Linked DNA regions of Homo sapiens: region 2 is linked to region 1. A link is an interaction called in ENCODE POLR2A ChIA-PET data of the cell type or tissue named here. Cell type or tissue: PC-3. All regions are shown on one strand. Links, peaks and the distances in the headings refer to the core of each region. The heading gives the core; the rest is flanking DNA.

Evidence for each region. ChIA-PET counts read pairs that join two places held together with the same protein. Peaks named below come from ENCODE experiments on the same cell type or tissue, not always from the same donor. Only the 100,000 strongest peaks of a DNase experiment are listed, where the experiment ranks them.
Region 2: POLR2A ChIA-PET joins it to region 1 with 5 read pairs; 1 of 35 experiments calls an interaction of 5 or more read pairs at or near these places.

The regions. Positions count from the first base shown.
Region 1 is chr3:175,335,720-175,342,184 of GRCh38, reverse strand. The region is part of intron 5 of NAALADL2 (N-acetylated alpha-linked acidic dipeptidase like 2); the gene reads right to left. Among named protein-coding and RNA genes, the nearest start is that of MIR4789, 31 kb to the left of the region's middle. In PC-3, for the core only: no CTCF peak of the experiment used is centred there; a DNase peak (open chromatin) is centred at 3,294; H3K4me3 peaks cover 425 bases; H3K27ac peaks cover 1,218 bases.
Region 2 is chr3:174,903,972-174,910,436 of GRCh38, reverse strand. All of the region lies in intron 1 of NAALADL2 (N-acetylated alpha-linked acidic dipeptidase like 2), which reads right to left. Among named protein-coding and RNA genes, the nearest start is that of NAALADL2, 48 kb to the right of the region's middle. In PC-3, for the core only: no CTCF peak of the experiment used is centred there; no DNase peak of the experiment used is centred there; H3K27ac peaks cover 267 bases.

The sequences.
Region 1 (6,465 bases), core at 902-4,901:
AGACTTTTAAAACAGTAGATGCTTCATATGCAAATGTAAGAGACCAAGAATTATCAAAACAAGAACAAAGTTGTAGAACTCATTCTTAGCAATTTTAAAACTTACTACAAAATTATAGTAACCTAGACAGTGTATTACTGGTATAAGGACAGACATATAGATCAATATGAATAGAAATAATACATAAATTAACCCATACATCTATGCTTAATTGGCATAATTTTCAACAAAATGCCAAGAGAGTCAATGGGAAAAGAATAATCTTTCAACAAACAGTACTGAGACAACTTGCTATCCACATGCAAAAGAATAAAGTTGGACTCCTACATCATACCATATACAAAAATTAATTCAAAATGACCTAAATGTGAGAGCTAAAACTACAAAACTCTTAGAAGGAAACATAGGTGTAAATGTCTATGATGTTGGCATAGGCAACAAAATAAAAATCACAATGGGTCATACTGGGATTATTATAATTTTAAAAAATAACAAACCACAACAGAAAAATAACAAGTGACAGAAAGGATATAGAAAACTTGGACATCTCATATATATTGCTGGTGGGAATTTTAAACAGTGCATCCTCTATAGAAAACAGTTTGTCAGTTCTTCAAACAACTAAATACAAAGTTACCACATGACCCAGCAATTCTACTCTTAGGTACATGCCCAAGAGAATCAGAAGCATAATATGTTCACACAAAAACGTATATGTGAATATTTGTAATAAGATTATTTGTAACAGCCAAAAAGTGAAAAAAGACCAAATGTCCATCAGCTGATAAATGGATAAACAATACGTGGTGTATCAACACAATGGGATAGTATTCAGCCATGCAAAGAAATAAAGTACTGATACCTGCTACAACATGAATGAATCTTAAAAGTATTATGCTACATAAAATATGTTAGTCATGAAAAACCACACATTGTATGATTCCATTTATAGAAAACATCCAGAGTATGGGAATTTATAGAAAGCAGTGATTAGTAGTTGCCAGGGGCTGGAGGGAGGAGAGAATGGGGAACAACTGCTAATGCGTACAGAGTTTCTTTTGGGAGTGATGAAAATAGGTTGAATTAGTGATGATTTTTGCAGAACTCTGTGAATACGCTACAAAAAACAGTATTTAAAATGGTGAATTTTATGGTATGTGAATCATATCTCATTAAAAAAAAAAACCTTAGTTGAAGTCACACTTTCTTGGAAATGGATTTTCTAGGCTAAGGAAGATGTCCACCTCAGCCGAATCTCATTCCTGTAACATCTTATTCTTCTATTCTGAACTCACTGTTAACACTATGTATCTCTGTCCTTCTGGATCTTTGGCTTCTCCAATAGAGGGACTCTTTGTTTTGTCTCCTTGTGCTTCTCTTATGGTCATTTGAGAAATGCTTATTGATCAAACAAAGGAAGTCATTCTTAAGGAGCAGATACACATCATGAGGAAAGAAAGAAGCCATGATCATGTTAATTGCATCTGTATCCTTACCAAATAATTGATGATGAGCATCTTAACTGTGGCAGGGGCTTGCTTTCATAACTCTAGGGCCAGTTGAAGAAGCCATGCTGCCACAAAGCTACTCCCAACACTCCCTGCTGAGAACTGCCTTCTCTTTGTAGAACTGAGAAGGGGACAAGGAGCTGTCCAACTTGATCTAGGTCCCATAGACATTCCTCTAGTAGAGAAGTGTCAGGAGGTACCAGTGGGCATTATCCCAGCAATCGAGGGCTCCTATCCCATCTGTCAGCTGTAAATAGAGTGCAAATTTAGAGATATCATACATCTCACTTATCTCTGTCCTTGTTTTCCATCCTGATATGAATCATCTGGTCATCCTGGGCACTAAAAAGTATGATCTAGGAAAAGACAGCCATATTTCACCAATATCCCATTATATTCAGATGTGATTTTATAGCCATCCTAATTATATCATAGTTATCGAACATTTATAAATTTGTAGCATTCCTTATACTTAACAAGAGAAAATTTGTAACATTTCTTCTATGACTTATACAACCTGCTAAGTGAAAATATAAATTTTTGAGCTAAATTTACCAAAATGGTTCCTATCCTGTTTAGTTCTTGGCTCAGGGAAGAGAAAATAAACTGATTAGAGAGTTAGTAGTAACAGTGAATATCATATGCCACACCCATGAAACTCTCAAAATCCTAAAAATAATTATCAATGTAACTAAATTACAGACTTTTAAATAATGATGTGTTGAGGTTATATCTCTTTTAGAAAATGGTACAACTCTTTCCTGAAATATCATCTCAGTGTGCAGATTTTAACACATTTCCTTATTAGTTTTGAGCCTTTTTACACAAGAGAAATTCATCCCCAGAATTATATTTTACTTCTTTTATCTCTGAACATAGTGTCTATCCAGATAGGTAATGGATAAGGTCTGAAAGGGGTATATCAAAAGATATTTTGTCTAGGGTATCCATGAGTCCTCTGAAATTATAGGCAATTTTAAAAGTATGTTACATGTAGTTTTCTGGGAAGAGGGCACATTTCTCAAAGCCGTCAGCACTTTATGTAATGAACACCACTTATATTCTGTGCCCATTCTCATATTCATTCTTTTGCTCAGGACTAGTATGTCCTCATTATCAAGCTAGATGCACAAAGAATTAAAGACAAATATAAGACATCATTCATGAACTCAGGTATTTCATTGTGGAATTAAAGAGATGAGACTTGTATTTCTTTATTTTTATACAGAACAGATTGTATTTATAACCTCTAAGATCCCTTCCAGTGATAGAAATCTCAAATTGTGAATCATTATTGGCACACAGCAGTGGAGTTAAAAAGAGAGGAAAAACAAACAACGTAGGACCTTTGAAACTTTTCACATGGCACTCAGCCGATGGAACCTAACAATTCCAAGCTAGAAGATACCTAAAGCAGGATCCTCCTGTCCAACCTACTTATTTCACACAGGCTCTCTATCTTTCGATTAGTGATTCTAGACAATGTTTGATGTGACTGTCACTATTTGCAATATTAAATCCAAGATTTAACTTTATCCTCCTCAAGTCTGCTGAAGAATGGCTTTGAACTGCGTGCCAGCACAGTGTGCCTGCCGCAGTTGTTCCCCACTCCTTCAGGGTTCTGCTGTATTGCCAGAGGCTGCACTGGAGGCTTTGTTTCAGTGACGCTTTCAAACTCCTCCTGCCCTGTTTCTAATTGCTGCTCTTCAACTCTGTACAACACCAATGCTGTTACTTTGCTGCCTTCCCTCCCTTCTGTGCAGCATTGCTAGTCCTGCAGCTCAAGTGATGAGTCACTCACTTTCTTGAACTCGCCTCCTTCTTCACCTCACTTGACTTGAGAGGTGCCCAAGAGGCTCAGCCCCAGCCAAAGGATAGTACCAATCCTAACTTTATTTCAGGGAAACTCAAGGAACTCTTGCACTCCTGCTCACACTTTAGTGGGTGGTTTTGCCAGAGTTCCTAAACTCTTCACATCAGTTCTGGAACTCAGTTCCTGGTGTTTTGTTTGTTTGTGTGTGTGTGTGTGTGTGTGTGTGTGTGTGTGTGTGTGTTTGTGGTGTTTTTTTTTTTTTTTTTTTTGGTTTTTGTATTTTTATAATTCTCTGCTGCTCCTAAATTGACAACCTTCCTGGTGCCTCTGTTGCTATAAAACTGGGGTCCTGATAAATGTTTAATAATTTCCTCACAGGGACGGGGACCTACGCAGAACCAATGGCAAAGTTGTCCCCAACTCCTATCTCCTTATTCTCATGCAAATCTTGGCCTTTTTATACCGCCCTGCAGCATCTTAATATAGACCCATTGTCTTCAGTAGGCTTTTAAAAAAAGGTTTGGGATCACTCACAAAAGAGGTAACAATTTAAAATCGAATATGAACCATCACAATGCTTAAAATGGATCAGATTCTTCCCATCGCATGGATTTTCATTTAGGCCATATCCTCTCTTAGGGTCAGCTAAACACCAGCGATTTCACTCCCAGCTCTCTCTTTTTAAAATAAATCTCTTCCTCCTGTACCTTCACTCTCAGATTCCCACGACTTCCTAAAGCATGACAATTTAGTCTTCCATACCAGAACCACACTCCTGACATAGCTTGGTGTATCTAAAAACTCATTAATTGCTTTACTAGTGTAAAAGCTGTGAAAGTTCAGTTTGTTCTGTGAAGGAGAAGAACAGAACTGAATTATTAGGCAGGGTTTCCATACACCACTCTCATCGTAGTTTGCTAGGCTCTTACTCGTTATACTAACTTGTCCAAATGAATATCAAAGCATTAACCAAAACAGGTTACTTACACCTAATCAGGAACAGAGACTAGTGAAACATCTAATAGTTGCTACAGTCAGCATTTCTTTGTTTTTCTTCTAGAAGATGGTGAAAATAGGAGCATGCTGAAAAATTGTAAATCTTTCTTCTGTACTTTATATGATAAAGTCAAAGAAGCTGTTTGTTTGTTTGTTTTTGTATTAGTTTGCTAGGGTTGCCATAACAGAACAATACTGAGTGAGATGCTTAAAACAATAGAAATTTATGTCTTCAAAATTCTGGAGGCTATAAGTTCAAGATGAAGGTATTGGCAGGGGTGGTTTCTTTCTGGGGCTCTCTCCTGGCCTTGTAGATAACCATATTTTGTTCGTGCTTCACATGGCCCCCCCAAGTCTGTCTGTATCCTAATCTCTTTTTATTAGAACACCAGTCATGGTTGATTGGGAAATGCCCCAATGCCTTCATTTCAACTTCATTGGCTTTTAAAAGACTATCTCCAAATACAATCCTATTCTGAGGGGCTAGAGTTTACTGAACATATTAATTTTGAAAAGATAACTCAGCCAAGAACACCTCTTGACTGAATATCACATGGATTCCATGGTCAAATATATCAAGAAATCTTAGTCTGACTCTAAATAGGACCACCATACCACCTAGACCTAATACCACCTTACCACCTAATACACAGACCAACCAAGACTCTTTTGAGAGTAAAAGGGGTTGCTATCAGTAATTACATAAGACAATATGTAATTGTCTTATGTAATTCCAATTACATAAGAATTGTAATTCCAATTTCTTGGAATATTGAAATGACAGAGACTTTCAAAGAGATACCATGGTAACAACTTAAGTGTGTTTGTGGAGCAGGTGAAAAATTTCAATGAGATGTATTCTAGAAATAATTGCCTAAAGCACATTATCTTTTCAGCCTATTGCTTGAAAATGTGCGTATCTGTATTATCATAAAAACTGTCACTTTATCATTTTTTTCCAAGATAAAATTGCATTTTCTATTCTGTCACTGAAATGGAAAAATCACCCAAGGGACTGGTTAGAGAAGGCTGTTTAAGAGGTTTGTTCAAATTTGTGTTTAAAAAACACAGACTTTTGAACATGGTTAGCAATGAACTGGAACAGATCATGCTGAGGAAAAGATTAGTTGGGATACACTGATTTTCCAGACTCTAGACTATACCAAAAATTCAATTATAAATCTAATTACAACTTCAATTGTTAAACAATCAACCAGATTATTTTTTGTTGCTGGCTGTTTTGTTTCCTGCTGACTCATAAGCAGGTGCACCTGCAGGTGTATACTTTGCCATCACCATGTGATCTAATCAGCCCTGCCCTTTCCTACTTTCTGTATTACTTTTTACACATCTTAAGCTACAAAATCTGCAAAAGCTGAGGTACAAACCATACATTTCTATGTTGGGGCATAAAACTGGAGAAGGATTCGTAGCAGGAAGGCCAGATATTTCATGCCAGCAATCCCACAGTAGGTTTGACTGTGTAGTAGTAATTCCAGATATTCCTCAAAAATGACTCCGTGGTTAGATACATTTGGGAGATTTTACAGACTGTAGTGCTTTTAGAGACTTGAAAACACATTACAATAATAATAAGTCTAATAGTTTTGTAGTAAAGAAATCTGTAGTGTAGCTTAGTTGGATTCTCCATTTCCTTAACAAATTTACTGCAGATACTTTTGTAAATGTTAGCAAATAATGGCCTGAGGAATTAAAGAGAACGGAAGGTGGAAAAAAAAAGAAGCTTCAGAAAGGCTTTCGGGAGGCCCTGTACCCAAAAGGAAGCAGCGAGGGTATTCAATAATCATATGGAGGGGTATGCACGTATATAAGTCACAATCTTTGTAAATATATAGGTGGTGTCACTGCTCATTACTCAATGAGCAGTGTCAGGGAAAGAAAGTTAATTACCTGACACGTTTCCAGCAGACAGAGCTATTTTCACATTTAAAAGAGCGACCAAAGCCTCACTTTTAATTTACTTAAAAATAGTCCACATTTATACTCTTCAACTCTAACACTTAGATGATTTGCTCTCAAAAAAACATAATATTCCAGAGATTCAATTTTTTTAATTCTCACTGAAAAATTTAGGAACTGAGTGGCTGTTGATAGGCAAATAAAAGTGCAACACAATTTTTCATACAA
Region 2 (6,465 bases), core at 1,211-5,210, 430 kb after region 1:
GCTAACTCATCAGACCCACATTTAATAAACTGGAAAATTTTTTATTAAATAATGTTGAGTGGAAAAAAGGATAACAAATTTCTATGTAAAAAGTGATGCAGTTATTTTAAAATATATAGTTATACACACACACAAAGACTTTAAGTTAGCATGCCAAAATATTAGTAATTTTTGAAAAATCTGGATTGTTAATTTATGGGTAATGTTTACTTTACTCTTCACACTTTTTTGTTTCTAACCTTCTGACGATCTCTATGTGATATATATATATGTATATAAACTATTAAAATAAAGTTATTCTTAAAGCCAATCTCTAAAAAATCAACTACATTCTGATTAAAATCTCTGATGAACACAATTTAGATAAAATTATATTTTATTTGTGCTACAGTATTGCAGAAAGCATTGCAAATACAATACATTGCATATGTGATTCTTTATAATCTCTATTTGAATTATATGACACTTGAAGGCAGAAAATGTATATTTTAAAAAATATCTTCTAATACTTAACTTGTGTAGTTAAATATATTAACCAAATGTTACAAATGTTACAATTGTGCATTTCTTGCCTGGGAATCCTAAAGGAAATCGAAATAATAAAAACAGCTGACAATTATGACATTCATACTATGTGCTAGGTTCTGTTACAGATAGTTTTACAGCTTCTATCTCATTTAATCCTCAGAATAGTCCTTTTAGAGTTCGTTTTATACATGAAGAAACTCAAAAGTAGGAAGAGATCAAATTATCTAAAGTGCCATAGCTAGAACGTGACAGAGCCAGTATTTGAAACCAAGTAGGTAACCCCACAGTCTGTGCACTAACCCACCACACAATCCATATTTTGAATGTTTCAACAATATTAGAAATCTTGGAGTAGGGATAATGATATAAAGCAGGGATTTGTTAATACAGATTGTTTATCATGATTTCCTCATTACTAGTATCTACCTCAAAGGACTATTTTAACAGTTAAATATATGATCATGAGTTTGCACAAGTGTCTGGTGTGTATAGAGTGCTCTATAATTGTTTTTTGAGATGGAATTTTGCTCTTGTTGCCCAGGCTGGAGTGCAATGGCACTGTCTTGGCTCATGGCGACCTCTGTCTCCCGGGATTCAAGCAATTCTCCTGTCTCAGCCTTCCAAGTAGCTGGGATTACAGGCACCCGTCACCATGCCAGGATAATTTTTGTATTTTTAGTAGAGACGGTATATCACCATGTTGGCCAGGCTGGTCTTGAACTCCTGACCTCAGGTGAGGTGATCCGCCTGCCTGGGTCTCCCAAACTCCTGGGATTACAGGTGTGAGCCACCGTGCCTAGCCTATAAATTTAGCTAATACTGTTACATGCATATTTTAGCTACTGTGAATTCAGTTAAGATGAAATAGCTACACAACTAAGGAGATCTTTTTTTTTTTTTCTGAGTATGATAAACTAAGGACATGCCTTAAGTCTAAGAAAATCTGTTTACTGCAGGCTTTTCTGCACAAATTTTCCTTTATCATCAAGGTTGCTATAGCCATCCCTCTTTCGGATTCCTTTTCTTCTTTAAAATTAGAGGCTTTGCTTTACACTGTTATTTTTAAATGGCTGGATACCTGCCATAGATCTAATAATTGGTTGTAAAAATCCAGACAAACATCAATTTTTAATTCTTAATTTTTAATCTTGTTTGAAACAAACATGTAAACTAAAATAAAAACTTAATAAAGCCAGGTTCAAATCTTGCCTGTTTTAGTATATAAGTCAAATTTTTATTAAATTAACTTCAGATCCTATTAATTATGAAAGCAAGAGGTTATATTTCTAATGAATACTAAGATCTTATTAGAAATTCCTTCTCCATCACTTTGTTTTTCTCTTCATTAGATATACCCGCACAAATGACCTAAAATTCAACCCACTTTGAAAATAAATTTTCAAGGCTTAGTGAAAAAAGCCTAATTTCTGTAGCCACTGGCCTGTTTCTAGAGCCATCGTTGACTGATGGCTTATAAAGCCTTTTTATACAGCACTGACATTTTAAAGATACTGGCCAGTCTGAACTTTCCATCTGGCGTGCTTGATTTCCTTTGTCCCACTTTCCCATAGTGACTTATTCTGTCCTTGAGCTCTAAAACTACTTTGATTTAATTTAGGCCTGGGGGTGTGAAGACATGGTGAAATTTATTTAAACAAGAGACGATAGTAATGCCTCCAACAGTGCATAGTAATAGGAAAGCAAATAACTGACTTCCTGGCATTTATTTGTGTAATAACTTCACCACCAAGTGCAACCAGAGAGGTATTCCAGAACTTTCCATGCAATTACATAAAACTAGCAAGAGCTAGTCAGCACTTGTAAAATCAAGTGGGAGATAAAGGAAATTATTTTATCTCAGGCCAAAAAAAAAAAAAAAAAAAAAAACCAACTTCTCTCTTTCGAAAAGAGATAATTGATATAAATAAGAAATATGTTACTTAATGCTGGAAAGCAACTGATACTTTCTAAAGTACACATTATGTTGTTAAATCTTCATTCATAATAACACTGACATGAAATAGTTAATTCTGAGTCTTGCACCTAGTCAACTATTAAAGACCTGGCTCTTTAGGCAGGGAACTTTAGTGCCTCTGTCTTAATCTTCATTTTGTTTGTTCACTTAGAAATGAGCCAAACTCCCATCTATACACAATAGATCCACAATACAATCTGAATTATGTTACTAATGAACACCACCAATGTTTTGCTTTTGAACATTGGTAGTACAACAACTTTGTGATGTCATCATAGAAAAGGAAGACACTAGGGACTCGATAAAATGTTATTTAGTAGTAAGAAATAGTCACAGATAAGTTTACCTTTTAGGGACGTGGTTTTTCTCTAATCTCAATGTTTTTTGTAACATTCCTCTATAGTATACAGAGCCATGAGAAATTTGATAGCAGTTTTGAAATATTAGTACAAATGAACTATCCCATTTTGGAATTTATACATGAAAATGTTCAAGACCTGGGCTACATATCACCCATCTCTCAAAACACTTCTTAGCATCTTCAACCACCCAGTAAATTTATGATCAAGGAATCAAATGAGCACTGGAAAAGAGTCATCAGATCTCAGTTCAAGCAACAGCTCCATCTTGGGTAATTTGCTGTATCTTTTTTTTCTTCTTCTTTTTTTAGATCTAAGATTACTCATCCATAAAACAAAAGGGCTGATCTCCAGAATATTTAAGATACATTCCAGTGCTAGTATTCTGTGATGCAATGATTTTGATCTAAGTACTAGAAAGGTAATTCTGCTGAGAAAGAGTTTGATTAATTATCAGATCAAATATAAATGAGTTTGCAGTTTCAATTTGGATTAAATGACAAAGATGGTCTAGGGGAGGCCTGATTTACTAGGCACAAAGAGTTATGAGTTATCTGTGAAATTTTTTACTATTAATAACCATCTGATTTTTAAAAAGGATTTGAAGTAATTTAATATAAAACTCACCTGTGATAAATAAAATTATATAAGAAGAAAGATTAGTGATCACATAAGAAAAATTTTGATATGAGAATCTGAGGTGAGGTGATTAATGAAGCTCTTGGTTTCTGTATTGTTATCTATTGCTACATAACAAATTATTCTAAAACTTTACAACTTAAAACATCAAACAAGTTATTTCACATTTTCTGTTGGTTAGAAATTGGGGGTTGGTATAGCTGGGAGCTTCTGGATCAAGGTTTCTCATGAAGTTGCAGTTGGGGAATTGTTGGAAGCTGTGGTCTTATATGAAGCATGACTGAGTTTGATTCTGCTTCTAAGCCCACTCACATGCTTGTTGGCAAGATTCAGTTCTTTGCAGGCTATTGGAAACAGCATCTCAGTTCCTCACTAGCTGCTAACCAGAGGCTTTCTTCAAATCCTTGCCATGTAGGCCTATCCAGAGGGTACTTTACAACATACACTTGACTTCCCTTGGAACAAGTGAGAGAGATCACCCATGATGAAAGTCACAGTCTTTTCAAAACTTAATCTCAGAAGTGACATTCAATCAATCATTCTGTATTCTATTAGTCAGAGGCAAGTAGTAATCCAACTGATACTCAAGGCAGGGGTATTCCAAAGGGTATGTAACCAAGAAGCAGGGATATTAGAGGTTGCCTACCACAGTTCCATACTGTCGAAGCAAAAAGAGATGAAGATGCTGATTGCATGTTTCTTCTTACATTAAAAAGATTCATTATTTCAAGAAACCTTCTTGTTTCTTTTATAGTTCTAAAAGAATGTTTGATATGAATTGGCATGTAAAGATCATTGAGAAATATAATGTACAATGTCCTGAACAGTTTGTTTTGTACAATATACAGAAATGCACTTCATGGTTATATTGTAGTATTAAACTGTGAATGAGGTTAATGCTGATTTCTAGGTATTCAATATGATAAAGAATCGAGAAAAAAATGAAGAATTAATGTATCAGTGTTTTTCAAAACTTTAGCATGCTTAACATTACCTGTGTGTAAACAAAGATTAATATCCAGGTGCAACTCAGTTGTACTAAATCAAATCTTGAGTGATGGGCATAGATTTCTTACTTTATAATAAAACCCCAGATAATTTTGATGTCTCAGATCCAGAAAACACATTTCCTTAGATGGCCTCTCTCAGAAGTCGGTTGCCCCTTCTACATCAGATACCACAATAGAGATTTATCCTGTCTGTCTCAGGTATATTAATCAACTTCTTATACTCTCCCACAAAACAGTGTCAGTAAAATAAAAGATTAGAATGTGGCAGACTGAGATAAAATGTTTTGCTTTGTTAAATGGAAGAAATAAAAGAATGAAGCAAGAATTACAGAATTACATATTTGAGTTACATGTTTTTATTTTTAAAGTTTTACTTGCCCTAATGCTTATAGTTTCCTGTGTCTTATGAAAAAGACTTATCCACAAATACAGTTTAATGCATGCTGCCATTTTACCAAACTGATGCCAATTTAACTTTACGAATATGCTACTGAAAATACATGAATTGTGAAACTTATGATCAACTTTATAAAATTCTTAATTGTAACTATTTTAGAGGCGGGGATAGCCAGAAAAGTGACATCCCTCAACAAATTCTATTCCAAATTAAGCAATATATGATTGATTGCTTGTGCTGCAGCTCAGAACAATGAGCATTTAAATACTAAGTTAAATGATACAACACACGCATAATCATTGAATAGGTTTCGATCTTGTCAGCTATATATTAATAAATCATTAGAATGTGAAAAAATTAGATAGCTTTATGGTAAAGCCAGAATTAAATACAATGTAGCAAATTTGAAATACTGATCATTACGATTTATATTTTTAAATATATAAAAATTTTACCAGTGGACTACTTCTAAACTCTGTCATTCTAGAATAAGAAAACTGCTATAGAATTACTAATTATGTGACAGCTTTAAAAATAACAATACAGCAATCCCATAAGAAAGATCAAAAAAGTTTTAATGCTATGTTTATGACTTACACTGAATTTAGATTATTTAATACTGAAACTACCTCTATCCCACATAATGCAGAAAAAAAATGCTTAATAATTTAAAAGAAATTCACCAAATACACATGAAAACATACCGAGCATCAAAATTGGTGATGTAACTATTTCACAAGTTGAGTGAATTATTGCCTCAAGCTATAAAGAGTATGAGAACAACAAAATAAAATTAATGGTAGCTCCAGCTGTTAACATAAACAGAAGTAGGATGCTCTTTCATTTGTAAAAGGATATGAAACTTATGTTTTCTGGTCTCTAGCAGGGAAAGCATGCAAAATTTTCTCCCACTTAAGTATTTACAATCTATTACTTTTACTATTATTTGATTGTTAGTATGTTCTTGATGTTTTGGGCATTAGTAGACTTTCTGTGCAATTAGCAAAACAATTTAGAATTGCTAGTAATGTATAGGAACTTTTGATTACACAGGAAATGTGTTGATTTTGGTGTTTACTTGCTTCATAGACTATGCCAAATCGTAGAATGCCAAACTTTCAAGGCACTTTCCATCTGATAAATAAAGGTGATTTAACTACTTCATTGGCAGATATACAGAACGTATAAACATCTAATTCATCAGAACTCAGATTCTTAATAAGTTGGTAACATATCACACAATGTAACATTCTAACACTTTAACATTATCATAATTATTCAACACAAACCTTTACTGAGTCCAGATTTTGGCTCTTGGCAACACTAAGATGAGTAAGACACAGATTGGCCCCTTACTGATCCCAAATAAGGTGGATTGTATATGTTGCATTACTCTAGGAGACTGGTTTAAATTAGAGATGTTTAACTACATATATCCATATCTATATAACTATATATCTCTGTATATCTATAAGCTCAGAGATATAGATATATATCTAGAAACTCAAATAGATACAGATATAGATATAGATATAGATATAGAAATAGATATAGATA